Linked DNA regions of Homo sapiens: region 1 is linked to region 2. Evidence: read pairs that join two places in POLR2A ChIA-PET (ENCODE). Cell type or tissue: MCF 10A. All regions are shown on one strand. Region 1 overlaps MICAL2 (microtubule associated monooxygenase, calponin and LIM domain containing 2). Region 2 overlaps MICAL2 (microtubule associated monooxygenase, calponin and LIM domain containing 2).

Region 1 (2,500 bases), 55 kb after region 2:
TAGGAGGATAAATCTCAGGGACAGGTCTCAAGGCTGCCTCCAACCTCACTGTTCCTCCTTCTATCCTGGGAATAGAGCTAGGCAACCTTTTGGAGGTCTCCTGTGTGCATCCCAGCTTGGGGGATTTTAATTTGCGTAGTGCTGGTGTGGAAGAAGGATATGAGTTTCAAATCAGACTTCAGTTCAGAGCACCAATTACTCACTGTGTGGCCTTGGACAAGTTTGTGAACCTCTCTGAGCATTAGTTTCTTAACCTATAAAGTGGAGAGGACAGCAACTACTCTTGAGGGTAACTGGAATACTGCAATGTCCTAACCTATGCAAAATGCCTGAAGTATCCTGTAAAGCTTCTCTTTCCCCAGTGGAAGAGAATTCGGAAAGAAAGCTTATTTACCTAAAATGCATGTTGATCCCTCTCTTTCTAAAGGAAAAGAAGTCACCTTCAGGGTTCCATTTTCATCCCAGCCATTTGAGAACAGTGCATCCTCAGGTGAGTTAGAGCCTCCCTGAACTTCAGCTGCCTCACCTGCAAAGGGGGATTATCAGACCCACCTGCAGGGCTCTGGGAGTTAAGCGCATATGATCAGCAGCAGTACAGTGCCTGGCACCAGGGGACGAAGGTGGGCAGACATGTGCTTGTACTGGGAGCTCACAGCCCCTAAGGCCTGCCTGCGTCTCAGCTCTGAACTTGTAATTTCCAGACACCCTTGAACACAGTGATTTCAGTTCTTTGCCTGCCCTCCTACCCCCAGCCCTGGGCATATGGCCGAGGAATCAGATCCAACAGGCTGTCCTCTGATGTCTTCTCATACAGGGACTCCTCAGTGAGGATGTCCTTGCCCAAGTGGATCCAACAGACCACCTCTAGCCCTACGTGTCAAAAGCTCCCCTTCCTGTGAGCCCTCTCTTCTGAGGCCCTGCACATTCTGCTCTCACTGCTGCCTTACCCACGTGGGCTTGCTCGATGCTCCTGGCAGGCTGTGTGGCCACAGGTGGCCAAACTCAGCGGAGAAGTGTAGCCGGGACACCTGGTAATCTTGGCTCAGTTCCAGGCACAGGGAGGAACGTTTCCATTGTTCTCACACAAACAGGGCCTGGAGCCTGCTTTTTCCTGCATTCGCAGTTTCTGCCTTGTGCCAGGAATGTCGAGGTGAATAAGACAGGTCACTCAGGGAGTGCAAACTGAGGAAGAGATGGGCCAGCTCGGTGCAGTGTGAGGAACGCTCTGATATCTAGGCGGGGACCATCATTCTGCGTGGGGTCACAGGATCACTTGGAAAATGCCTCTTTGTAGAGGTCTAGCCATCGTCTGCAGCCTCTGGCATGGGTGCGTGTGACAACAGCTGCGTCGCCGTGTTTCTATCTAGATTGGCTCTGGGGAGAGGAGGCAGGGAGCTCGTCCTGTGTGGGCCATGCCACTCTTGTGCAGAGGAAAGTGATTTAAGACAAGAGAGAAGTCCCAGAACATGGAAATGCAAAGCTGCACAAACGGCCGTGCTTTGTTTTAATTTTTGTGGGTACGTAGTAGGTGTATATATGCATGGGGTACATGAGATGTTTGAATACAGGCATGCAATGTGAAATAAGCACATCACAGAGAATGGGGTATCCATTCCCTCAAGCATTTATCCCAATGGCCGTGCTTTGGACTCACTATCTGCCGCGTGCCTCCTGCATGGCCCAGGTTCTTTCAGGAGTCTTTTCCTCAGCCCTGCAAGGTTGGTGGAAGTCTCTCCATTTTACAGATGAAGAAGTTGAGGCTCACAGAAGGGAAATGGCGTATGTGAGGTTAACCTCGTGTAATGTGAGATGATTGCCCTCCTGAAATGTTCTAATTAATTTGCTGAAAAATAATTAGAATTCAAAAGGCAGGAAAAGGTAATGAAAAGCACCTAAATTCTTGAAAATTACAAGAATATTGAGAGATATTTAAAGGGTTGCAAAAGCAGTCCCATGGGACTTTGAAATTACTAGTTCTTAAAAAAACTAGAGGCTGGAACATGATCATCTTTGACCAGATCATCAGATTGTCCAACTTTGCATTTAGATGAATTGTTCCCAGCCTAATTATAAGCTCTTCTCTTGACCAGCCTCCCCAGGAGTGTGGTGTCTTGCCATCAATGCATGCTTCTGTTTGGTAGGAACCACTGGACTGGCTCTAACCCTGAGGTCCACACCAGGGTGACTTATCTAGGATTTCTCCATGAGTTGAGCATTTATTTCTCAGGATCGTGAGAACCTGAGCAGTGCTACTCAAAGTGTGGGCCACAGGCAGGGACTGGGCTGTAATCCCATGATTATAGCAAGTGAGAGAGAGTAAGTGTTGGAAACTTGTAGAACCATTTGATATTGCCACACATTCAAGTGTGTGATCATATTTCTAGTTTATTTTCATTGTATCTGGAAATAACAGGCCATAATGGATTAAATGTTTAAAAAGAAAAAACCTGTCATTAGCCACAGATAGTTTGAGGAGCAGTGAGCTAAGCCACAGTGAGTT
Region 2 (2,500 bases):
CATGCTGGCTATGTTACATCATTTTGCCTCTGGACCTCAATTCCTCAACTGCAAAATGTGAGCAGCAATGCCATTTTCTTAGGAGTTCCTGCAAGGGTTAAATGAGTGAATATACTTCAAGCAGGTCTGGCAATAATATGGAAGACACTTAATAGACACCTTTACTGACCTCAAGTGGCCCCCGGCCATGGCACCTGCTGAGTGGAAATGTTTGTCATTGGGTAGATTGACAGCACTGCTTGCAGTCCTGCCTGGAGTTCTCTGGGCTAGGAAAGTCTAGGTGGTGGATGCCATTGTCCTCTCCCTCACTATCTGCTGTCATCTCTATGGTGCAATGGTTAAAATCATGGTCTCTGAACCAGATACCGGGATTTGAATCCTAGCTTCACCACTGAATAGCTACAGCTGTAAGACATGGATGATGGATGTTCGTTGTTGTGAATACAGCCTTATAACAGGCCTGGCATGTAGTAAAGAGTGTTAGCTATTATTATTGCAGTGCGGGGACCCCTACATGACTGAACTGATAGGCTTTAACAGTTACTAAGCAACTAAAAAAGAGAAAATGGCAGAAATGAACTGCTCTATTTCCGGATGTTATATTATTTATATATTTTAGCTCTGCCTTTTTCCCCACATGTAGGTTACAACTGGCCCTACATTTTTTAGCTTTGAATATATGTTGACTCAGCCCATCTCAGAAGCCTCCCCTCTTTCTCCTAAAGAAATGTGAGATTTATCTGACACCCCTTTTTGGGTCTTGGAAGACCCTGTGTCTTTTGTTCTCCAGAAGAAGATCGCTGGCCAGATCCAGGCCTTACCCCTCGACTAGGAGCTCTGTGCTATTAAAAGAAAACACCAGGGTACCAGCACCAGAGCCCAAGGGACAAGAATTTACAGGGTCAGTTAGAAGAATGACCATTCACAGGGAGAAAACCGAGGCTATAAAAAGAAAATATATTGTAATTTTTCACATCAAATGATATGTTTAAGATATGTGCACCTTTCTGCAGTTATACAGGCAGTAGGAAAAAAGAGTATGTGGATTTCATTTTATATACATTTTACCTTAAACCTGGGCCAGACACAGTGGCTCATGTCTATAATCCCAGCAGCACTTTGGGAGGCTGAGGCAGGATGATCGCTTGAGGGCCCACCAGCCTAGGCAACATAGGGAGACCCTCTCTCTACAACATTTTTTTGTAATTAGCCAGGTGTGGTGGTGTGTATCTATAGTCCCAGCTACTAGGGAGGTTGAGGTGGGAGGATCACTAGGGCCCAGGAGTTCGAGGCTGCAGTGAGCCGTGATTGTGGCACTGTACTCCAGCCTGGGCTACAGAGCAAGACCCTGTCTCTAAAAACCAAACAAAACCAAAACAAAACCTTGAGCAAATATTGAACTCTAGTCAATGAGATACATGCTGAAATATTTGGGAGGAAATGTATTGATTCTGCTATTTAATTGAAATGCACCACAAAATAAGATAAATTGACTAGTGAGTAGAAGGATAGACGGATGTGAATAGATACATGCTAAAGCAAGGAGAACAAAATCTAATCATAGAATCTAGGTGGGGAGTATTTGGATGTCTTGCAGCTTCTCTATATATCTGAAAAGTATTATAATGAAATGTTGCCAAAAAATGTTGTAAAGCTACTAGATTAAAAACAAAAAAATTACAATGGGAAAATATAAAAGTAGATGCTGGAAATATTTACAAATGTTTAAAATGCTATTTGGAAAACTAGAGTTGAATATGAAGAAAAATAAAACTAGGCCCGTGTATTTTCTGCAATAGATTTCTTTTTTTTTTTTTTTGTATTAGAAAATAGCAATATATATATTTTTAGAGGAAGAGTGTTCTAGACAGAAGACAAAGCGAGTGAAAAGCCCATGTGTGGGCTCAGTGAAGCTAGTACAGCTGGAGTGTGAGAGGAGGGGGTGGTGGGAGCTGAGGACAAAAGGGAAACTGTAGGTTGAGATCATATAGGGTCCTAAGGCCTAGCCACATCCTGTGATTCTGACTTCTGAGTGCCACAGGCAGACATGAAACGATGTGAGCTACGAGTGAGTGACATGATCTGACTTGAGGAGGACTGCTCTGGTTGCTGTATGGGGACAGACTGCAAAGTGACAAGGGTGGAAGCTGGGAGACCAGATAGGAGCCCTGATATCAGTTCAAAGGAGAGATGGCCATGACTTGGATAAGGAGGCAGCGTGTGAGCCGGTGAAAATTGATTGGATTCTATATCTGTTCTGAAGATAGTAAACAAGATTTATTGGTGGATTGGTTGTGAGGTAAGAGGAGAAGAACCAAGACTGATTCCAGATTTTTGGTCTAAGCAAGTAGAAAAGTAGGTAGCACTTACCAAGACCATGTTGATGGGGGAGAAGCAGGTTTTTGCAGGGAGGGAATAAGAGTTCAGTTGTAGATCTGTTATGTGAGTAATGCGTATTGAAGCAGATAGAAATGTCAGTGCACAGTTGGCTGGATTCCGT

Evidence for each region. ChIA-PET counts read pairs that join two places held together with the same protein. Peaks named below come from ENCODE experiments on the same cell type or tissue, not always from the same donor. Only the 100,000 strongest peaks of a DNase experiment are listed, where the experiment ranks them.
Region 1: POLR2A ChIA-PET joins it to region 2 with 5 read pairs; 3 of 35 experiments call an interaction of 5 or more read pairs at or near these places.

What each region holds. Positions count from the first base shown.
Region 1 is chr11:12,248,757-12,251,256 of GRCh38, forward strand. MICAL2 (microtubule associated monooxygenase, calponin and LIM domain containing 2) reads left to right here. Exons shown (of 28, transcript NM_001282663.2): 22 at 428-490. Among named protein-coding and RNA genes, the nearest start is that of MIR6124, 86 kb to the left of the region's middle. In MCF 10A, no CTCF peak of the experiment used is centred here; a DNase peak (open chromatin) is centred at 1,055.
Region 2 is chr11:12,193,902-12,196,401 of GRCh38, forward strand. All of the region lies in intron 3 of MICAL2 (microtubule associated monooxygenase, calponin and LIM domain containing 2), which reads left to right. Among named protein-coding and RNA genes, the nearest start is that of MIR6124, 31 kb to the left of the region's middle. In MCF 10A, no CTCF peak of the experiment used is centred here; no DNase peak of the experiment used is centred here.